Linked DNA regions of Mus musculus: region 2 is linked to region 1. The links are chromatin loops, found by intact Hi-C in ENCODE. Cell type or tissue: gastrocnemius. All regions are shown on one strand. Each heading gives the region's core, and the rest is flanking DNA. Links, peaks and the distances in the headings are about the cores only. Region 1 holds the start of Gm41398 (a long non-coding RNA gene). Region 2 holds the start of Fkbp11 (FK506 binding protein 11).

Region 1 (11,644 bases), core at 2,114-10,113:
TTATACCTGTAACTCCAGCACTTGAGAGGCAGAGGCCAAGGTCACGGAGCGGTCAAGGCCATCTTTGTCAGTCTCAGAGCTAACCAGTGTTACATGGGACCTGTCAAAAGGGAAAAAAAAACGTAGAGATTAACGGGGTTTGGGGAGGAGTCATACAATTTTAGTCATGTGAACATGCACGGAGGCGGATGCGCAAAGCGAGTCAGAAACAAGATGGACGAGCCTTACATAGAACTCTAAAAAAGGCCCAGGGGTTAGGCCTTGGGGAGAGAATTAAGGCAGAGCAGCAAAGGCTGCGCGAGAAAGAGGTGCACGAGTCAGCCTGGGTTGTCTATGAAAAGGGAGCCTCCCGGAAATCCATCGCGGGATCTGCTCTCACTTTCCGTTAAAGAAGCAAGGCTCCCGGACCTGAGAAAAGCCTACGCCTACAAGGCTGGGTACTAACGTTGACAGGGATAAACTTTCTTTGGCCAAAGCACAGATTTTGAACTATTCTCATGACTGCAGAGGGGCGGTGGGGGTGGGGAGTCTGGGAACTATCCTGAGTTAGGAGACCCTCAGAAAACCAGGGCAGTCTGCTGTCTCCGCTGGTGGTGAGAAGCTATAAAAGGAGCGCAAACTGTCAGGGGCATTCCCCTTCAGGCTGCCTGGGTGCTTTCTACACTCGGGAATAAATACAATTATTGGATAAACATTGCTATAAATAGGGAAGTTTCCAGGCCCCAGGGTACGGCATACTTACTGGAATAATAATGCTCTTAACTGAAAAATGTGAGTAGGTATTTTTAATTTTCTGCAACAGAATTTTAAGCTTGTACGCTAAACGGATGAAGGGTCAAAGGGATATTTGGCGGTTGTTGTTGGTCTGTGGAGCTGGGGGTTACACCTAGGATCTCCTTACATGTTAGGCAGAAGGCCTGTAAGAAAGCTCGTCCGTCCTGTTAGAACACAGAAATGGGAGCAGGGTTTCATCAGAGACCAAAGCTGTTTTTTTCTTTCTTTCTTTCTTTCTTTCTTTCTTTCTTTCTTTCTTTCTTTCTTTCTTTCTTTCTTTCTTTCTTTCTTTCTTTTTCTTTTTTTGTTTTATTTTGTTTTTTGTTTCTTTTTTTGTTTTTTTTTTTTTTTTGAGACAGGGTGGGTTTTTTTGTGTGTAGCCCTGGCTGTCCTGGAACTCACTCTGTAGACCAGGCTGGCCTCAAACTCAGGAATCCGCCTGCCTCTGCCTCCCAAGTGCGCCACCACGCCCGTCTGAAAGCTGATTTTCTGTAGTTATCTTCCAGAATGGAGCTAGCAAAGCCAGGCCTAATAGGAGGTCTCTGGGGAGACTGAGGCAGGAAGATCTCAAGTTCTAGGCCTGCCTGTCTACAGTACCACAGCTAGTAAGGTGTATGCAAATTGCTAACGAAAGGGGGCAGAGTCCAAAATGCTGCTCAGGTCTGAGAAAGCAACTTGTAAGGACTCTGGTGGGTGGGCTGGGGCTGGGGCGTGGCTCAGTTGGTTGAGTGCTTACCTAACATGCAGGAAAGTCTGGGTTTGAGCCCCAGCGCCACCTAAGCCAGGTATGATGGCAACATAGATGTAATCCTGGCACTCAGAAGGTGAAAACAGGAAGACTAGGAAGGAGTTCAAAGCTATCCCTTCTACATAGGGAATTCAAAGCCATCTGGTCTACAGGTCTCAATAATTAGGAAATATAAGCTGAAAATGCTATCTCGTTTAAAAAAATATTTTTTTAAAAGATTTACTTATTTATTTATTATATGTAAGTACACTGTAGCTGTCTTCAGACGCACCAGAAGAGGGCATCAGATCTCATTACGGGTGGTTGTGAGCCACCACGTGGTTGCTGGGATTTGAACTTCGGACCTTCGGAAGAGCAGTCGGGTGCTCTTACCCACTGAGCCATCTCACCAGACCCCCCCCTTTTTTTTTTTTAAAGATTTATTTACTTATTTATGTATTACATGTAGGTATACTGTAGCTGTCATCCAGAAGAGGGCATCAGATCTCATTACAGATGGTTTTGAGCCACCATGTGGTTGCTGGGATTTGAACTCAGGACCTTTGGAAGAGCAGTCAGTGCCCTTAACCGCTGAGCCATCTCTCCAGCCCTTAAAAAATATTTTTATTTTATTAATATGTCTGTGTGAGTGTATGCTACATGTGTGTGGGTGCCCAAGGAGACCAGAAGGGGGTATTAGATACCATGGAGCTAGAATTACAGGCAGCTATGAGCTAAACTTGGGTTCTCTGGAAGAGCAGAGAGTATTTCCAACAACTGAGTCTAGTTTCCAAACTCTGTTTCCGAGTGTTTGGTAAAACATATTTCCAGCATTGCAATAAATAATAAGTAAATAAATAAACACTCCTCATTGTGATGGTTATTGTTGTCAACTTGATAGAAATTTCAAGACGCTCAGGAGTTGGGCCTCTGGCCATTCCTACAGACAATTATCTTGATAGCCTTGAAGAGGGAAGACCTGCCCACTGTGGGCGGTGCCATTCCCTATCCACTGTGAGCGGTGCCATTCCCTAACTGGGTCCTGAACGGAAAGAGTAGAGAAAGGGAACAAAGCGGCAGGGTGCACAGGTTGCTTTCTGTTGACTGATGGTTCACGTGATCTGCTACTTCACGCTTCTGCTGCCTCACAATCTGCACCCTAAACTGTGAGCCAGCATCAAACCTTTCTCCCTTCAGTTGCTTTTGTCAAAGCAATAGATAAAATTACTAAGAGGTTTGGTTAAAAACCTGGGCTTAGGGCTGGAGAGATGGCTCCGCGGTTGAGAGCACTGATTGCTCTTCCAGAGGTCCAGAGTTCAATTCCCAGCAACCACATGGTGGCTCACAACCATCTGTAGTGAGATGTAATGCCCTCTTCTGGTGGGTCTGAGGACAGCAAAAGTGTACTCACATATAATAAATAAATACATCTTTTTTAAAAAAGAAAAAACCCAACAGCCTGGGCTTGTAGCTCATTTGAAGTACTATGCCTTGCATACCACGCCCTGAGTTTTGTCCTCAGTATAGCACAGACCAGGCATGGTGGCACTCGCTACCACTCAGCTAAATGTCATCCACAACTAAATCAGACTTTGAGGCCAGTTTAGGGTAGGAGACACTGAGTCAAGAAACAAAAGCATGGGGCTGGAGAGGTGGTTCAGCAGTTGAGAGCACTGACGCTCTTCCGGAGATTCAAAGTTCAATTCCCAGCAACCACATGGTGGCTCACAACCCTCTGTAATGGACTCTGGTGCCCTTTTCTGGTGTGTCTGAAGACAGCTACAGTGTACTCATATATATGCAAAAATAAACTAATTTTTAAAATTAAAAAATAGAAACAAAAGCAAGCACTGAAAAGATCTCTCAAAGCCATCTCAGACAGCACGAGCTGTACTCCTAGCACGCACAGTAGTCAGCTCGCAATCACTTGTAACTTCAGCTGTGGGGAACCAGATGCCTCTGGCCTCTAAGCATCTGCACTTATGTGCTCATCCCACGCGCACGCACACGTTTACACGCAATTTTAAAGTAACAAAGTAAAACTTTTAAAAAGGAAAATAAGAACGAAAACTCTGGCTGGAGAGATGGCTCAGCGGTTGAGAGTACTGACTGCTCTTCCAGAAGTCTTGAGTTCAAATCCCAGCAACCACATGGTGGGTCACAACTATCCATAATGAGATCTGATGCCCTCTTCTGGAGTGTCTGAGGACAGCTACAGTGTACTTACATATAATAAGTAAATCTTGGGCTGGTGAGATGGCTCAGTGGGTAAGAGCACCCGACTGCTCTTCCAAAGGTCCAGAGTTCAAATCCCAGCAACCACATGGTGGCTCACAACCATCTGCAACAAGATCTGACTCCCTCTTCTGGAGTGTCTGAAGACAGCTACAGTGTACTTACATATATTAATAAATAAATCTTTAAAAAAATAAATCTTAAAAAACAAACAAACAAACAAAAAACAATGAAAACTCCAGGGTTTGGAGAGATGGCTCAGCGGTTAAGAGTACCAGATGTGCCAGGCATAGTGGCACACGCCTTTAATCCCAGCACTTGGGAGGCAGAGGCAGGCGGATTTCTGAGTTTGAGGCCAGCCTGGTCTACAAAGTGAGTTCCAGGACAGCCAGGGCTATACAGAGAAACCCTGTCTCGAAAAACAAAAAAAACAAAAACAAAAACAAAAACAAAAAAAAGTACCAAGAGTACCAGATGTTCTTTATGAGAACCTGGGCTGGATTCTCGTCATTACCACGGCAGCTCACACGTGTCTCTAACTCCAGTCCCAGGGAGTCTGATACCCTCTTCTGGCTTCCACAGGTACCAGGCACACATGCAGATTTTTAAAAATCTTTTAAAAATATTTTTAAAAAACTAAAAAAAAAAGAAGATAAAATATTTTGCTATGAAAGTAAAGAAAAAGTATAGTTACATATAATTAGATATAAAGTCTTGCTGGAGAGACAACTCAGAGGTGAGCAACACCAGCTAGTTTTCCAGAGGACCAGAGTTCAGCTCCCAGCACCCATAGAGGCAGCTAGCTCTCAAACTTATGTGACTCCAGCCCCAAGGCACCCAATGCCCTATTCTGGCTTACACAGGCACTGCACGCACATGCATATAGCATGAATAAACACACACTCATACATAGATTTAAATTTTTTTAACATTAAAAATAATTAGCTGGATACTGGTAACAGATGCCTTTAGTCCCAGCACTCAGGAGTCAGAGGCAGGAGGATCTCTGAGTTTGAAGCCAGTCTGGTCTACAGAGCGAATTTCAAGACAGCCAGGGCTACAGAGAGAAAATCTGTTTTTTTAAAAAAAGATTAAAATCTTTCAAAAAATAGTTATATCTTCTCATCTGAAATAAAGGAAAAGATGGAACACTGGACCTTGCTTTGTATCCCCAAATGTCCCTGTCCTTCCTGGTACCTGAACATTTCTGTCGGGTGTCCCGGCTCAGGCAGTAGGGGTGAGGCTGCAGACAGACACCACAGGTCTGGTTCCTCTTGCTTTGTTTCCTCATAGGATTTGCATTAGTGACAGTGAGGAGGGGCCGTACCTTCAGCACCGTGGAGAGGGCTTTGCTAGCGGTGGTCTTCCAGGTGCAGAGAACAGAGCTTTGAATTTGTCTTTCATTCTGGTGTCTCTGAAAATCACTCCTGCATCTTGGCCATAATCCCCTTCTGTTTGATGGGGTCAGTGTCCTGGACGACTTCCAAGGTATCTCCAGACTCCTCCAGTTAGTAGGCCACTTGGCAGGGGCTGGGCCTGAGATTAACAGAGGGTCAGGATGGCTGGACTAAGCATGGACTAAGTGCAACCAAACTGGCCTTAAACTCTGTGTAGCCCAGGTTGGCCCAGAACTTGCTGAGGTCTCCTGCCTCAGTCTGAGTGCCAAGGATACAGGATAAGCCTCCAAGCTTAGCTTTGATCTAGTGCAGTGATTCTCAACCTTCCTGACGTTTGTCGACCCTTTAATACAGTTCCTTATCCCCAACCGTGAAATTATTTTTGTTGCTACTTCATAGCTGTGATTTTGCTGTTGTGAATCATAATGTAAATATCTGGGTTTTCTGGTGGTCCTAGTGAACCCCTGTGAAAGGGTCGTTGGGGATTGTGGCCCACAGGTTGAGAACCACTGGCTGAAGTCTTTCCCCTGCTTTGTAGCTATGCTGAAAGACATTAGCTTACAGTTTGTTTTATCAAGCAGAATAGGTCTGCAGGGATTTTCACTGAGTAGGTCTTCAGGGCTTCTCACTGAAGGGTTATTTTAATTTTGGTATAGACTTATATACCAAAATAAAATATTATAGGAATGAAACCCAGGGCCTTGAGAATGCTAAGCAAGAGCTCTACCAGCTCAATTTCCAGAACGCTCCAGCAGGGGGCAGCAAACCTTAACACGTCTCTCAATGCTTACAACTATTTCGCGAGAGTACTTTTTGTATGTGTGTTGGAGAGGAGCAGAAAGGTCTCCTACAGCCCCTGGCTGACCTGAAGCTCCCTATGTAGACCAGGATAGCCTTGAACTCTCAGATATCCTCCTCCTGTTTCCACATCCTGGATACCAGAATACAAACAAGAGTACATTAACAACAACAACAAATCCCATTGATTTACTGATTGTGTACATGTGTGGGTACCCACATGCCACAGTTTGAGTGTGGAGCTAGGAGAAAAGCTTGCAAAAGGTGGTCTGTCCTTCTACCCACGTGGGCTGTGGGTTCGAATTTAGATCATCAGGTTTGGCAGTGAGCATTGTTACCCACGAAACAATTATATTGCCCAAAGAGGACTTTTTAAAAATTATATATATATATATATATTTTTTTTTTTTTTTTTTTTTTTTTTTTTAGTTTTTCGAGACAGGGTTTCTCTGTGTAGCCCTGGCTGTCCTGGAACTCACTTTGTAGACCAGGCTGGCTTCGAACTCAGAAATTCGCCCGCCTCTGCCTCCCAAGTGCTGGGATTAAAGGCGTGTGCCACCACGCCCGGATATTTTTATTTATGTGTATTATTTTGCCTACATGTATGTCTGTGTGAGAACACGGAACTGAAGTTACAGACAGTTGTGAGCTGCCCTGTGGGTGCTGGAAATTCAACCAGAATTCTCTGGTAGAGCAGCTAGCACTCCCAACCACTGAGGAAATGGTAACTTACTTTGTGGGTCTTGGATGACCCCCAAACAGCCGAATCCCGAAGCCCCGCCCCTGCGTGCGCCAGCCTCCTGAAAGCTGCATAGCTTTAACGACGAATCTTTTACTTCCTGTACATGCTAATACCCCAGGAGTCCAGAACCACTGGCGCAGTATCCCCTGCACCGGGGGCTGGTGCCCAGGAGGGTGTGACTGCAGCCTGGGCTGAGAGTCGTTGGATGAGGGAATGGAGGCTGGCCTGATCTTGGTGGGGTCGCAGCTGCTCCGCTGAGAATGTGACAGCTCTGTTCTGGATTGAAGGCAGCGGCAAGGCCTGAACTTCGGGAACTTCACGTACAGGGCTTCCTCTCCCTCTTCCTCTTCCTCTTCCTCTTCCTCCTCCTCTTCCTCTTCTTCTTCTCCTCCTCCTCCGCCTCTTTCTTTCTTCTTCTTCTTCTTCTTCTTCTTCTTCTTCTTCTTCTTCTTCTTCTTCTTCTTCTTCTTCTTCTTCTTCTCCTTCTCCTTCTCCTTCTCCTTCTCCTTCTCCTTCTCCTTCTCCTTCTCCTCCTCCTCCTCCTCCTCCTCCTCCTCCTCCTCCTCCTCCTCCTTCTTCTTCTTTTAAAACTATTTATTTATTATATGTGAGTACATTGGTTCTGTCTTCAAACACACCTCAAGAGGGCATCAAATCCCACTGCAGATGGTTGTGAGCCACCATGTGGTTGCTGGGAATTGAACTCAGGACCTCTGGAAGAGCAGTCAGTGTTTTTAACTGCTGAGCCATCTCTCCAGCCGTTTTGGTTTCTTCTTAAGCTTCTCTCTTCCCTAATATTTGTCTGTGTTTCAGATTTTATTTTGTGCGTGGGTGTTTTGCCTGTATGTTTATGTACTGTATGCATGCAGTGACCACAGAAGCCAGCAGAGGGAGCTAAATTCCCTGGAAGCGACTGTATGTAGCTTGTGGGTTCTGTGACTCTAACTCAGGTCCTCTGAAAGAGCAGGCGGTGTTAACTGCTGAGCCATGTCTCTAGCCCCTTATGTATTCAAGCTGAAAAGTATAGAAACTGTCCTGCTTTTCTTTTCTTTTTTTTTCAAAATATTTATTTGTTTGTTTGTTTATTTATTTTATGTACATGGGTACGCAAGTATCGGTAGCTGCACAGATGGTTGTGAGCCTTCATGTGGTTGTTGGGAATTGAATTTTAGGACCTCTGCTTGCTCCGGTCGCTCCGGTCTGCCCTTGCTTCATCTAGCCCAAAGATTTATTTATTATTATTCGTAAGTACACTGTAGCTGTCTTCTGATGCACCAGAAGAGGGCGTCAGATCTCATTACAGGTGGTTGTGAGCCACCATGTAGTTGCTGGGATTTTTTTGTTTGTTTGTTTTTGTTTTTCGAGACAGGGTTTCTCTGTGTAGCCCTGGCTGTCCTGGAACTCACTCTGTAGACCAGGCTGGCCTCGAACTCAGAAACCTTCCTGCCTCTGCCTCCCAAGTGCTGGGATTAAAGGCGTGTGCCACCACTGCCCGGCAGTTGCTGGGATTTGAAGAGCAGTCAGTGCTCCTAGCTGCTGAGCCATCTCTCCAGCCCCTTTTGTGCTTTTCTTACCTTTCACCTCTTCACTGGGAATTAAACTCAATCCATCATAAATGCTAGGGAAAATGGAGTTTCCCAAATTGTTCAGATTGACCTCAAACCAGTGGTCCTTCTGCTTCAGCCTCCTAAGTAGCGGCGTTTACAGGCATGCTCCACCGTGTGGCGTTTACAGGCATGCTCCACTGTGCCAGAGCTCCTCACCATGCATCAATTCCATCCCTCTGGCCTTCGCATTCTGCCCAAGAACACCACAGGCTTTCTGTGACTGGAAGCTTTTGCTCCAGCTGCTGCCTGGTCCATTCCTTTTTGTTTGTTTTGAGACAGGGTTTCTCTGTGTAGCCCTGGCTGTCCTGGAACTCACTCTGTAGACCAGGCTGGCCTAGAACTCAGAAATCTGCCTTCCTCTGCCTCCCAAGTGCTGGAATTAAAGGCATCTGTCACCATTGCTCGACTTCTTTTTATTTCTTGCGTTTTTATTTACATAGACTATGTGTTTGCTGCGGCATGTGTATGGATGTCAGAGGACAACTTTTGGGAATTAGTGTTACAGGATACTTGATTATTGTACATAGAAAAGCTAATTGTTAGCAAAATATAAGAGTTTAAATAGATAATTGCATTTGTCAAAGGCGGCTAAATGAGTCCTGTAGAGATGCAGTTTAGGTGCGCCTCTAAAAGCCTCATTAGATAAGAATGCTAAAAAATGGAAAGTTCCTGCTAACTTTAAGGCAACTTGCTTGGGAGAGGTTCTCTCTCTCTCTCTCTCTTCCCACTTTCCCATTTCCCCTTTCCCCTTCCCTCTTCCCTCTCCAGTACTCTCTTTCTCCCATCTCCCCTTCTCTCTCTCTCTGCTTGGAAGAGTCTTCTTTATGGAAGGAGCTCCAAGTAAGGGCTAGGGATTTTTCTCTTTGACTTACAGGAAAACAGAGACACAGCTGGCAGGACACAGGTAAAACAATATTCTAGGAAAGAGAGCTAAGAAGCCCTCTCCGGTTTGGAGGAGCTCAAGAGAAAAGTAGACTAGCTCTGTAGATTGACTCAGAAAGAAATTTATTTTTTTAAAAAGAGATTTATTTATCTAAGTACACTGTAGCTAAAAGAGGTTTATTTATTATTATATCTAAGTACACTGTAGCGGTCTTCAGGCAGCACCAGAAGAGGGCATTAGATCTCATTACAGGTAGTTGAGAGACACCATGTGGCTGCAGGGATTTGAACTCAGGACCTCTAGGAAGATCAGTCAGTGCTCTTAACCACTGAGCCATCTCTCCAGCCCCAGAAAGAAATTTCTAAAGAGCTAGCAGTTTAGTTGTGGAATCAGGCTTGTAAATAGATATTTTGTATGTAGTTAAGAAAAAAAAGAAAAGAAAAGAAAGTTGCCTTGCTGAGCTAGCAGGTCTTTACCATAGTTTAAGCCTCTGGTACTTTATTGGTATAAAGATTAGATAATTTAATCAGTTACAGTTGGTTCTCTCCTTACACTGGATAGGTCCTGGGAGTCAAACTCCCAAGTTCCTCGGGCTTGGTGGCAAATGACCTTACCACTGAGCCATCTTGTCTGCCTGTATTGTACCACTTTTCACAGCCATCCCTGGCATTCTAGTCTTTTCTATTTGAAACAAAGTAGCCTGGATCAAATTTGCCAGTCTTGTCCCCTGCCTGCTGAAATACAGGTATGCATCATCACATTCAAATAAGGGCGGCTTTTTAATTTGTGTGTGTGTGTGTGTGTGTGTGTGTGTGTGTGTGTGTGAGAGAGAGAGAGAGAGAGAGAGAGAGAGAGAGAGATTCTGTGTACGTGCATAGGCCAGAGGTCAATATGTTCCGTCTTCCTCTATGACTCTCCACCTTTTTTTTTTTTTTTTTTTTTTTTTTTTTTGAGACAAGGTTCCTCACTGAACTCTGATACTGCAAGAGCAGCTGGCCTGTGAGCTCCAGGCTCTTCCTGTCTCTCTCTCCTTAGTATGAAGAGGACAAGCAAGCACACCACTCCAGTTCCTTAAACTTTCCCAGGGATCTGTCTATCTCCTCAGCAGGACTGAATGGCACTTCTGAGAAATCTGCTTTGCGGAGTTGTTCAGACAAGTCTGTCTAGTGCAGGGCAGTGGGGCAGGGAAGTCCAACGTCTCCCGCGGTGGAGACACTTGCCTGCTTTGTTTCCCGAACTCTCCTCTCCTCTTGACTGTAAAATGAGGAGAGGAGCCCCCGGGCTCTTGGGCCAGAGAGAATGTGGTACTACAGAGTGAACTCTGCATCCCACAGACGCAGAGAAAGGAATTAGTGTGGATCGCCTGGGTTTAGCTTGAGCACTGCAGCGGGGACCCATCTTGGGGGGCGGGGGGGAGTTACGAGTTCCTCTCATAATGGGCCGAATAATTTTGTGCCTCTTAAGGCTCTTAAGACTCGGAATGTTTGCTTAAAGAGGAGCTGAGGCAGACTCTGCCTTCGAAAATAAAAGGGCGCTCGGGATGCTCTGGCAAATATCCTCAGGACTTGGGGGAAGGGTGGGGAGAAGGGAGGAAGGAGGAGAGGGCTAGCCTTCTAGAAGGCGGGAGTAAAGAGTAAGGTGCTTAGGACCCATTGGAGGCAACTGAGACCTAGGTTAGGAAAGATTGCCTTCAGGGGCTGCAACCCTGGTGATGTTGTAACCGGCTTTGGCTTGAGCTAACTTCAGCTCCACCCCTCCCACTGTGCCGTCAAGTTGACTGGGCGTTTCCATCTTGGCCCCCTGAAGCTGTCGCAGTCACCACCCTGCCGGCAGCCCCGGGTCACCTCTCTGGCTCACTCTTCCGGGCTCCAAGGCCTGGGTGGGGCGACCGAGCCACAAGTGCGGCGGCGATCAGCTGTGAGTCCCCGGTGGCTGAGCCAGGCCGCCCCCCTCTCTACCTGGGACTTTCTTCCGGCCAGAGCTCCACAAAGATCTCGCTGTCCTCCAACTTCCAATCGCCTTCCCCACCTTCTTCCCCGCCCCACCTGGCCCTGGCGTGGACCCTGGGTGTCTCCTCCCCTTCCCACTTCCAGCTCCTTCTACGGAGTTTGATTTGAACTTTCGAACCCGCCAATCATCGGCTTCGCTGCGGCCCGGGGCGGGGTCCGGTGTCCGCCCTCCCGACGCGTGGCCCGGCCAGGGTATATAAGCCCTGTCCTGGAGGCGGACCTTACACAGCTTCTCCCCCGGACTCCTTGGTAGTCTGTTAGTGGGAGATCTTCGTCACCCTTTTTCACTTCCTCAGTTTTCGCGGACCACTTCAAGGACTAAATATGGTGAGTATGGCTTTGGGGTAGCGGCGAGGTCGTCTGAAGGGACCGCGGGAGCTGAGGGCTGCCCGGGAGACGATACCTGCAATAGCCCCACGACGGCCGCCTCCAGTTAGACTGGCTTCTGGCGTTTGGGGTGTGAGAGCCTAGT
Region 2 (11,644 bases), core at 1,907-9,906, 300 kb before region 1:
GCTGTCTTCAGATGCACCAGAAGAGGATGTCAGATCTCATTACCGGTGGTTGTGAGCCACACCATGTGGTTGCTGGGATTTGAACTCAGAACCTTCTGAAGAGCAGTCAGTGCTCTTACCTGCTGAGCCACCTTGCCAGCCTCTGCTTGTAGCTCTTATATCAAGAATTCTGAGGGTCTCTGGCCTTCTGAAGCACCTGAAGTACACTTAACATAAACTTAGAAAGACATGCATACACAAATTAAATCTTCATGTCTAAAGACTGAATGGGAGAGCTGGCATTCCTAAAACCATTAGGAAATATGAGGAAAATGCCAGATACCTAAATCTCTCTCTCTCTGTGTGTGTGTGTGTGTGTGTGTGTGTGTGTGTGTGTGCTGTGTGTGTCTTCCTCACTTGCTGTCCACCTTAGATTTTGAGACAGGAGTTCACTCACCAAACTGGATCAACTGACTGCTTAGTCAGCTAGACCTAGCACCCCTCCCATCTCCACTTCCCTCAAACCTGAGAGTACAGGGTGGGTGCTGAGGACCTGGCTGCCCCATCTCCCCAGCCTCTCACGGATGCTACGTGGCCGGCACAGTCATTCTCTTCCCCCTGCCCAGTCTCTGGCTAAGGACTTGACTGAAGCTGAGGAGCAGTATGCCCACGCTCTGCGTAGTCACTTGCACAACATTGACCAGCTCTTGACCCTGCAACGACGCCGGCTCGGCCTCCTGGAGGAAAATTACAACATGGAGCTCGAGGTCCTGACCAAAGAGTTTGAGACGGAAAGGTACGGGGGCCAGAGAGTGGAGAGACTAGATTCGGGGGAGTTCTCAGAGACTACGCCTGTAACCAGATACCCAGTACTGCGGGCGGAGCCTCTTACCTGAACCACAATTTCTATGCATACAGGGTCCTGAGATCCTCGTAAATGAGCTGGGGTGACTTACAGCCTTACCTTACCTTTGCCTGCCTCCTACTTCCAACTCAAGATTCTATCCATCTAGCAGTAGACAGGGATAGGAGAGAGATTTCACTGCAAACTTATTTAGGTTTTGGGTTTTGTATCATATGAAGGCATTGCCTATTCAAAAATTAAAATGTTCTTATTCATTCTTTTTTTTTTCCTTCTTTTTTTTTTTGGTTTTTGGAGACAGGGTTTCTCTGTGTAGCCCTGGCTGTCCTGGAACTCACTCTGTAGACCAGGCTAGCCTCAAACTCAGAAATTCACCTGCCTCTGCCTCCCAAGTGCTGGAATTAAAGGTGTGCACCACCATGTCCAGCTCTCTTATTCATTCTTTTTTTTTTTTTTTTTTTAAGATTTATTTATTATTTTATGTAAGTACACTGTAGCTGTCTTCAGACACACCAGAAGAGGGAGTCAGATCTTGTTACGGATGGTTGTGAGCCACCATGTGGTTGCTGGGATTTGAACTCTGGACCTTCGGAAGAGCAGTCGGGTGCTCTTACCCACTGAGCCATCTCACCAGCCCCCCTCTTATTCATTCTTAATGGGGAATAAAACTACACACACACACACACACACACACACACACACACACACACACACACGCACGCACGCACACGCACAAACCTTTTCCTCCCTCCCAGCCAGAGTTTAAAAGTTTGTGCCCTTTAGTTTCATTTTGTTGTTGCTGGTAGTTTGGTTTGTTTGTTTGTTTGTTTGTTTGTCTGTTTGAGACAGGGTTCCTCTATGTCATAGTCCTGGTTGTCCTGGACTCAATTTGTAGACCAGGCTGGCCTCAAACTTACAGAAATCCACCTCCCTCTGCCTCCCAAATGCTGGGAAGAAAGGAGTGCTTCACCACACCTGGCTCGTTTGTAGTTACCCCATGCATTTCTTTGTCATCTTTGTCCTGAGTGCTGCATCCGCCATGTCTCCTACAGGAAATTGATCATTGACCATCATGAGAAGGAGATGCACTACCTACAGGACGTCTTCATGGCCATGGAGCAGAACTACATAGATTCCGAGTATGAGAGCAAGCTGGAGTTCCAGAGCATGTGGGATGACCTTAAAAACAAGGTACAGAAGGAGATAGGGACAGGATCCAGAGAGACGCAGGAAAACTGATCAAGGCAACCAGAACTGGCTGAGAGCCCTAGAGCCAATAAAAGTTCGTTGCCACCAAGGCACCCCAGGGCTTGTGATCTCGTGAAGGCTGCTTGGGAGGCAAGACTGTTCTAAAATGTTATGAGAACTTATTCTTCTCTCTCACGATACATCCTGAGCACAGTTTCCCCTCCCTCCCCTCCTACCAGCTCCTCACCACCTCTCCCCCTGTCCCCTCAAGATCTCCTCCTCCTCCAGTTCCCTTCAGAAAAGAGCAGGTGTCCCAGGGATATCAACTGCACACGGCATATCAAGATATAATAAGCCTAGGCACAAGGGTTGGGTGAGGCAACCCAGTAGGAGAAAAATGGTCCCCAGAGCAGGTGAGCGAGTCAGAGACACCACCGACTCCCTCCGTTAGTTCGAGTCTAAAACAAAACAAAACAAAACAAAACAAAACAAAACAGAGAAGAGATCATCTGGCTTCACCCTTATGGGAAGTAGATGAAGAGACAAAAGCCCGGAGCAGCCGATGACCAGCTGAGTCCCAGTGCTGGTCTGGGATCTGTCCAGTACAGACTAGGTCTGTAGAATCTTGGTCCGGGATGCTTTCCATCACAGGCTCTGCAAACCTGCATGCAGAAGTCGGGGTATAAAGTTCTTGTTTTACTTTAATCAGTCGCTTAACTTACTTTCTTTGAGACAGCAGCTTGCTTTGTCCAGGTTGATCTTGAATTCGCTACATAGTAGAGAATGACCTGGAACTACTGTTTTTGTTTTTAACCATAAACTTCCGGTCCTCCAGCCTCCACTCCCCAGCGTGGAAACTGCTCACCCACCACACCCAACCTTATTCAGGGCTAAGCAGGCGCTCTGCCAGCTAAGGGCTCCAGCCACGACTTTTACTTTTAGCCCATGTTTTACCCTATGATTCGAATAATTTCCTACATGTAAAAACTGAGGCCTTCACGTCAAAATCCAAACCATCCGTTTCCCTTTATTATTTTTATTTTTTAAAGATTTATTTATTTATTTAATGTATATGAGTACACTGTAGCTCTACAGATGGTTGTGAACCTTCATGTGGTTGCTGGGAACTGAATTAAATTTTGGTTTCCCTTTAAAGAGTTAAGAGGAAGGGCTGGAGAGATGGCTCAGAGGTTAAGAGCACTGACTGCTCTTCCAGAGGTCCTGAGTTCAAGTCCCAGCAACCACATGAAGACTCACAACCACTGTACAGCTACAGTGTACTTACATACATAAAATAAATAAATCTTTAAAATAAATAAAGAGTTAAGAGATCTGAGGGGGGCTGCGGCAGTGGCAGGTTGTACAGCACTCAGCACTCAGGAGGCAGAGGCAGGCGGATCTTTGAGTCTGAGGCTCCCTAGTCTACAGAGTGAGTTCTAGGACAGCCAGGGCTACAGAGAAACTCTGTCTTGGAAAATCAAAAAGATTAAAAAAAAAAAAAAGAAAAAAAAAGAAAAAAAAAGTTAAGAGATCTCAAACACTAGACCTCACTCTATTCTACGAAGTTGGACCCCCCCATCCCCACCCCTGCTCTCTTGTCCAGGTCGCTATGGACCACCAACCTCACTTCCAACATAAGTCTTTAAACAATGCTCCAGACAGTTCCTAGGGTGCGGTTACTTGCAGGCGTGGACGGGCACTGGCAGGGTAACTAAGCATTTGGATATGCTTCCTAGAATTTAGAAGAGAAGCACTTTCTTCGCCTACAACTGGAGAACATAGTGGAAGATCTGTGGCGGAGGTTCCAGGATGCACTCAAGAATTACACCGACGCCACGGAGGACCGGAAGATCGCCTTTGAGTACCTGAAGGTGAAGGATGAGAAAAGCTCCAAAGAGATTGAGACGCAGATGAAAAAGATCCAGAAGCTGCAGGTCAGTGCGCGCGCACGGGAGCCAGACGCCGCTGCCGTTTCCGCGGGTGCCTCTGTCCATCTTTCCCAGATTGTTTTCGGGCTCTCACTGGGTGGGGTCAAGAGGACAGACTGTGCTCCTAGTCCCGGGTCGGTCTCCCCTTTGACCTGTCTCCCTCTGTCCACGGCTTCTCCTAGGAGACCATAGGTATCCTGAAAGGGAAGATCGTAGCCCACAGCCGCGAAGGGGAATGGCAGAATCAGTGCATCCGGAATAACAAGGAGCTGGTCCACGTGCAGCTTCGAAAACTTAAGGTCCAGAGGACCCAGGCTCGGACCCTATCTCAGGAGAACTTAGTCAAACTCACCCTGGAAAGTAATGCCACCCTCAAGGCCCTGAAGAAGGTCGTGGAAAAGGTAAAGGATAGAGAGAGGGGGTAATCAAGACAAAACGGAGAAACTTGGCTGGAGGCAAACCTGACGGGGGGAGACGTGGGGGCGCCCCCCCCCAGTAAAGTGGACGCTAGCTAGTATTATCTTTTTTGCACCATCCTCTCTTTTAAATTAAGTAATGGGGTTTTTTCGCTTCCTGAGTCCCCCTGCTTTGCAGAAGGCCTTTTCCTCCACTTCTACTGTGTGTGTGTGTGTGTGTGTGTGTGTGTGTGTGTGTGTGTGTGTGTGTGTGTGTGTGTACGCGCGCGGTTTCCTCACCCCCTCAATGCGCTTGCGACTTCGGATCTTCCCCGGCTTTCCATTCTTTAACTGGCAGAGGAAACAAGCTCAACCAAGACCCCTAGGCTGTATTATCTCTAGACTGCATCACTTTGGGGGTTGTCTCTGGATTTCTTCTGAAGACAGTATGGTTCTGGGACCTTATCCTGGGGTCTCTCTTGAGAACTACCGACTCATCAAGCTGCTCCCTGTCACCTGTATGGCAGGCTCCGGAGACAGGCGCTACCACCAAATGGCTGTCCTAAGCTCTGGCTCGCTACCATTGGTCAGGGTTTCTTGTGGCCCCTTAGATAGACCCCTTCGGAGGCACTTTGGCTGCTGTCGCCCCTTTGCCAGCTTGAAGCAGCTAAGTGCAGCAGTCATCATACCCTAAGTCCTCTAAGAGCAGTTAGGGTGACCTCTGAGCTGGGGACAGGGAGGTGGGGATGGCAGACCAGGAGTTGGACGGGATGGGCCCCCTGGTAAGTCAGACAGACAGGGAGAGGAGGATCCATGCTAGATAACAAGGTGGCACATTTCCAAGATGGCTGCTTCTTCCCCAGCCTCCAGACTCTGGCAGCTTTTGTGTCCTCCGGCCAGCAGGCCTCTGCTGATGGACTGGCTCAACAAATTCAAAACCTAATCAGGACATGTCACAGAACAATTAAGGACCAAATGGGCCACTCTATCTGACTTCAAATTGGTCAACCCTAAAGTAGGGGAGGAGAGGGCTTCGGAGCTTTAACCCCATCCCTCCCGTACTCTCAAGAAAAGACTGGATGTTCGGCTTCCAGAGTCTCCTCTGCTTTGCAGAGAGTCTCTTCCTCTGTGTGTCTATTGCAGTTCTCCTCATGCCCAATTAACGCCTTTCTTAATGGCGTTAATTAAAAAAAAAAAAAAGGAATAATGAGTTGTTTGTGGTAAGAATACGAAATGCCAGGATAGCTCTTGGCACAAGGCAAGCACCACACTGAACAGCTTCCCTGGGGCTGGAGCAGGGAGACTCTCTCTGTTTCCCCTAAACCTCCTTTTCATAACTCCCAACAGGGTGAAAAGATCCTTAAGCTTGCTGAAATATGTAGGAAATTCGAAACCGAGGAAGAAAAGGTGCTGCCTTTCTACTCTTCAGTGCTGACTCCCGAGGAGCAGGAAGAGGCCAAGCTCCAGAACCCGGAGGATATCACAGAGGACCTTGCCAAGGTAGAGGGGGAGGATGTGAGTGGGGGCAGCACCGGCTAGTGGGTGAGCGGCGGTGGGCAGCACCGGCTAGTGGGTGAGCGGCGGTGGGCAGCAGGGGCTAACGGGTACCATAACACATCTGTTCCCTCTAACTCCACTCTCAGATTATGATGGACTACGCGGGGATGGAGAACTTCTGGAAGAGATACAACAAGGTGAAACTGGAGGTCCTGAGTCTCCAGCACAGGCGGCTGCAGCTGCTGGATATCAGTAGCAAGCTGCGGGAGATGCTCAAACAGTACTTGGATGGCATCTCCGTGAGCGACGAAGTGCTGAGCCACCTCAACCCGCTCTTCGTAGTAAACCACAGAAGCAACCTACCCCAGCTGCCCCCACCCTCGGCCCAGCCTGTCTACAACGTCATCGAAGCCGCCCACATTGCCTCCCATATCCTGTGACCGGAGAAGGAGACTTCTTTCCTGACCCCTGAAAGGAGGCTTTCTCCTTTTTCCTTTTCTTTTGTGAAACCAGCGTGCTTTGCTCTCATGCTCAGATGGACAGGCACACTCAGACAGACAGACAGACAGACGCTCCAGCTGCTTACTACTTACCACCACTACCCTTACAGTGTAAACGATGACTTCTTTTTTTTTTTAAAGAGATAAATAAATAAAAGTAAAAGAAAAACTTCCCTGTAGTTTGGAAGTTCCTTTAGACAGACAGACAGACAGATAGACAGACAGACAGGCACGGTCACCAGGAGGTGCTGGCAGCAGAACAAACCATTGATCCCAGCAATGGACAAAGGCAGAGGTAGGCAGAACTCTGTGAGTTCCAGGACAGCCTGGAACGCTACACAGTGAGTTCCAGGACAGCCAGGGCTACCAGCCCTAACCCTACCAAGCCAGGTTGAAAAACAACCACAAAACCAACCAAGCAAACACAGGGTCTGGCGCAGGCCTCCGCCTCCTTATGTGGCTGACTCTGTCTGAGCTTCAGATCCTTCTGCCTCCTTTGGGGTCGCAGGCGTGCAGCACACCGGTTCCATTGATCTCAGGGGTTCTGCAACCTAATCTTCCTACCAACAGGGGCCCTCTGCTCAGCCTTGTAAGGTCTTTATTGTCTTAGCTGTGTTTACTTTAAGGATATGAGGAACATGGTCCCACGGAGAGAATGCCTGGGCACTACTAGGAGGCAGAACGTAACTTCCTCCACAACATGGGGCACCTATCGCTCTTACAAGCTGATTCAAGACCAGTTCCTCGGGGTAAATTAGGGACAGCGAGAGAGGCAAGAGGAAGGTGCTCCAAAGCCTCCCGCCACTCCGCCGCACGCAAGCTCCAGCCTCAGAATGTTATTTTTCTACCCACGAAAGCGGCCTCAGAGGGTCGGGTTAGCAGGGTACGGCATTACATAGCTGAGGTGGTAGTGCTTGGGACGCAGAGCCAGGAGGCTCGTGAGTCTGAGGCCAGTGCGGACCACAGGACAAATGCCAAGACCCTGACCTAGAAGGAAAGGGGCGAGCAAAGCTCACCAGGTAATGCACCAGACTGACGACCTCAGTTCAATGCCTGGGACCCACCCGCAGCTGGGAGGCGAGAGCCAGCTTCACATTGCTGTCTGATCTCCACGTTCAAGGCAGCACAAACCATAGCAATAATTCAGAAACAAAGAAAGGGGTGTGGGGGGGGGCAGTACCGAGTGAAAAATACAACGTCTTGTTAAAAACCACTATTTATTTCTTCTTACTCTTGTTTCGTTTCTCCTCTTTTAGCTTCTTTTTGGAGACTTTGGGTCTGCTGGCCTTTCTGTACAGGTGATACCCGATCAGCCCCAGGAGCGCCGGCACCATGGCGATGCCTACCAGAGGCAAAATGCTCTTTAGCAGCTTCTGCCAGTAGTTGGCTCGAATCAAAGCGATCAGCTCCACATCGTACTGCACCACTGCATCGGCTGGAGAGGGGGCGGGGCGGGAGAGTTAGGATATGCACCCCTGCATCGGCTGGAGAGGGGGCGGGGCGGGAGAGTTAGGATATGCACCCCTGCATCGGCTGGAGAGGGGGCGGGGCGGGGCAGGGCGGGGTGCGCCTTAGGATGGCTCTGATTTATCCAGAGCTCTGACTTGGGATTGAAACAAGGAGCATGGGCCACAGAAGACAACCGTGATGCTGGCAGTGTGAAATGTGGGGTTGGGTTCCCTCCCAAAAAAGGCAGCAGAGGGCAGGAAGGAGCGGGCTAAGGATTCTCATGTTGACCTTAACTCCAGCTAAGCATATGGCTTGGAACCAGTGACAGATCTTTGACAGCACAAGGAATGTGTGGACGGGGAAACATGCAGGCTTCCCCACATTTACAAATATTTATAAGTAAGCATTCTTTTTTTAAAAATCTCTCTAAAGATTTGTTCATTTTTACTTCATGAATATGGCCGTTTTGCCTATTGTATGTCTGTGCCAACACTCAAGCCTGGTATCCTTGGTAAGGAGAGGATGCTGGATCCTCCTGGAGCTGGAGTTAAAAGTGACGGTGAGCAGCCCTGTGGCTGCTGGGAATTGAACCTGGGTCTTCAAAAACAGCCACTATCTTAACTGCTCAGCCATCTGTCTCACCCCACAAGTGAGCATCTGTATGTATATGAATCTTCTACACCAAATAGACCCCGGCTCCAAACAGCCAGGTGGATGGAATTTAGGGCTAAAATGAACTAGAATAAAAAGCAGACATCCTTAAAAATCCCACCAACCATGAGCACATGCAACTTGGTTCTTGGCAGATTTTCGAATAAGGGCTTTGGAGAGGAGGAAAGATACTCGTGAGGGAGCAGAGGAGCGGGAGGCCAAGGCAGGGAGGTTCCAGTGGGAAGGGCAGGATTTTTCTGAGAGTTCTGTTCTGTTTTACTCTTGACACAGGGTCTCTCGAGTCAGTGGCCCTGGCTGTCCTGAGACTCACTATGTAGACCAGGCTGGCCTTGAACTCACAGAGATGGACCAGCCTCTGCCTCCCAGGTGCACCACCACTCCTGACTTAGTTTTGTTTTGGAGGTTTTTTTGGTTTTTTTGTTTGTTTGTTTTTGTTTTTTGTTTTTTGAGACAGGGTTTCTCTATATAGTCCTGGCTGTCCTGGAACTCACTCTGTAGACCAGGCTGGCCTCGAACTCAGAAATCCACCTGCCTCTGCCTCCCAAGTGCTGGGATTAAAGGCATGCGCCACCACCACTGCCCGGCCTCACTCCCAACTTGTTAAGAGAGACTTTGTGGGGCTGGCGAGATGGCTCAGCAGGTAAGAGCACTGACTGTTCTTCTAAAGGTCCTGAGTTCAAATGCCAGCAACCACATGGTGGCTCACAACCACCCATAATGAGATCTGATACCCTCTTCTGGTGCTTCTGAAGACAGCTACAGTGTACTTATATTCATAATATATATGTATAATAATAAATAAATTAAAAAAAAAAACAGAAAGACTTTGCTTGGTCCTCCCTACTCTCTTCCAGGGCCCCCTACAGGCAACACTGGTGTAAGAATCTCGTGTGAAGGTGAATTCTAGGAGTCAAGGTCAAGTAGCCAGCTATACTTTGGTGCTCTGGGATAAGTAGTGTAGGCAGCAGGACCCACGTGGCTCAAGCCGGTGCCAAAAAGTCACCAGCTGTCTACAGCCAGGTCAGGTGGCCTTCACAGGTGCTTTATAGCCTCTCCTGGAGAAAAAGTGGCCTTGAAGGAGGAGCCCCAGCTCAATTCTTTCCTGAGATTTGATCTGGACTTTTTCAAGCTCGAGACAGAGCAGAGGTTCTTGGGACTGTGTGTGACAGGCAGGAGAAAGGCCTGGTTAGGTTACCTGGGATAGATGGCGGGTACCCTCGCTTTCCATAAGCCAGGTGAGAAGGAATGACTGCTCTTCGCTTCTCTCTGAGGGAAGGAACAGGGATTGCAGGCAGGAGGGGGGTGAGCTGGCAGCCTCAGCCCATCTGAAGTGCCTTACCCCCCTCCTCAGATAGCGACACCAAAATATGAAATTCTCCACCTGACAGGTGGATCAGCAAAGTCACCAATCTCCCCACAGCACTCAGCCTCCCCCAACAAAACTGACAGCTGGAGAGATGCCCTGGGGGGGGGGTTCCCATTAACCTGCACCTCTCCAGTATGAAGTCAGGGGCCCTTTACTCTACAACGTCCTGCCACTGGAGAAGGGATGACAGAGAAACCTTCTACCCGGAAAAAGGAGCAGTCAGGCCCCGGCCTTCAGATACTCACCCCACACACATGTCCAAAAGGCTCTGCTCCAGACCTTGAGGAAGAAGGCAAAACTGAACTAGAAGCTACATATCTTCCCCACAGTACCCAAGAGGAAAATCAAAGGCTCCCCGTCATCAAATGAGCTTAGCTCCACTTCTCAGACTCTCTGCCGCAGTGATGTGTGGGGCAAGAAGAGTGTTAGAAGTGGAGTCTGAGGTAGCGGGAGAGCCTTGGGATCCTTTTCATTCTAGCGGCTGTTCCAGAGCAATACAGCCGGCAAGCAAGCAAGGGCTTAGGCTAGGGAGAGGTCAGAGGCACGGGGCACATACCTGGAATCACCTGCTTTTGGCCGAGTTCTATGACCAGAGGATCTCTGGTCAGAGAAGTGTCAATAATGCGTCCATCTACCAAACTGCCCTGAAGACAAAAAAAAATGGTGGGTCTAAACCCACCATTCTTCCCACAATTTGGGACCACCCGGAAGGAAGCAACCCCTTTAACAAACTTGTGTCCTGTCCCCATCTCCTTCCACCCACCACCACCATGGGCAAGAAGGAACAGGAAGCCCCACGGGGCTGGCGCTTCTTGGAGCTCTCTCTATCCTTCTTTTCTCAGCGCTGGAGAGGAATCGGCAGAAAACAAGGAAGAAAGAGAAGCAGGCGAGAGGACGCCCCCACGTGCGGGCTGATCCTAGGACTCAAGTTCTCTAGGATAGCTTGCCACGTGTCCAAGCCAAAGCTGACGTGTTTCAGCCGGGCGCCGCCCCTCCCAGGCCACGCCCCGGACCCCCAAGCCCCTCACCGTGTAGTGTATGTGGAGCGTGTCTCCAATGGCAGCAGATTCCGTGCACGATTCAGGGGGCTGCACCTACGATCAGACTACAAGGGTCAAGGCTGCTCCTCCTAAGCTCCTCTGGAGACCCAGCACCTTTTCCCCCAACTCAGTTCCTTCGCTTCTTTCCTCTTCACTCTCACAGGACCATTTAGAGTCCCAGGCTTCCCCGCGATCCCTGGCCGTAAAGGGGAACGGCGGGACATGGGGTGGGGGGAGGGGAGTGGCACCACAGTCTCCTCACCAGGGTCTCCACTTGGAGGGTCCGGACAGGACTTTCGGTTTCTGGCCCAGCCTCAGCCCGGCACACCGCCCCACTGAACAGTAGCAGCAGTAACAGCTGGAGTGGTAGGAGCAAAGGGCTCAGGGTCATGATTGGACCGGGTCAGAGCACCAGGATACCAGGGCAGGCTGTTCGGGTGCACGCGACCAGGACGGGTTCCCTCACTCCAGGCCAGACTGGTATGGGCGGGTTTTCAAGGCGCTAGCTCCTCCTCCTCCTCCTCTTGCAGCCCTCCCTCCACTTTGTCCCCACCTCCTAGAGGGGAAGAGACTGCAGAATTCCCTAACCTGTGATGGAGGTCGCGGATGGTGACCCATCTAACAGTCTTTCTGACCCATGACGACGGCTGGATCATGTAATAGCACATATTTGCCATTACCAACTGTAAAGAGGGGCGTTCGTTTGTCTCTAACCTGCGAATGGCCAGGAAAGGGAGGCACACACTTGTCCCCATTTCATAGCTAGGG

What was found. A loop is a pair of places that touch in the nucleus more often than their neighbours do. Peaks named below come from ENCODE experiments on the same cell type or tissue, not always from the same donor. Only the 100,000 strongest peaks of a DNase experiment are listed, where the experiment ranks them.
Region 2: it touches region 1 in a loop (7-fold over the local background); 2 of 42 quality-filtered maps call a loop at or near these places.

The regions. Positions count from the first base shown.
Region 1 is chr15:99,018,926-99,030,569 of GRCm38, forward strand. Gm41398 (a long non-coding RNA gene) reads right to left here and starts at 5,356. Exons shown (of 3, transcript XR_875654.2): 1 at 4,934-5,356; 2 at 1-100. It overlaps Tuba1c (tubulin, alpha 1C), which reads left to right and starts at 10,966. Exons shown (of 4, transcript NM_009448.4): 1 at 10,966-11,499. The coding sequence starts at 11,497. In gastrocnemius, for the core only: CTCF peaks have their summits at 5,883 (motif pointing right) and 7,557 (motif pointing right); DNase peaks (open chromatin) are centred at 5,887 and 7,567.
Region 2 is chr15:98,716,819-98,728,462 of GRCm38, forward strand. Ccdc65 (coiled-coil domain containing 65) reads left to right here. Exons shown (of 8, transcript NM_153518.2): 3 at 606-775; 4 at 1,894-2,032; 5 at 3,766-3,963; 6 at 4,140-4,358; 7 at 5,700-5,852; 8 at 5,996-6,522. The coding sequence ends at 6,289. It overlaps Fkbp11 (FK506 binding protein 11), which reads right to left and starts at 11,380. Exons shown (of 6, transcript NM_024169.4): 1 at 11,139-11,380; 2 at 10,865-10,930; 3 at 10,393-10,480; 4 at 10,082-10,115; 5 at 9,666-9,736; 6 at 7,550-7,784. The coding sequence starts at 11,267. The coding sequence ends at 7,567. In gastrocnemius, for the core only: no CTCF peak of the experiment used is centred there; a DNase peak (open chromatin) is centred at 5,181; H3K4me3 peaks cover 494 bases.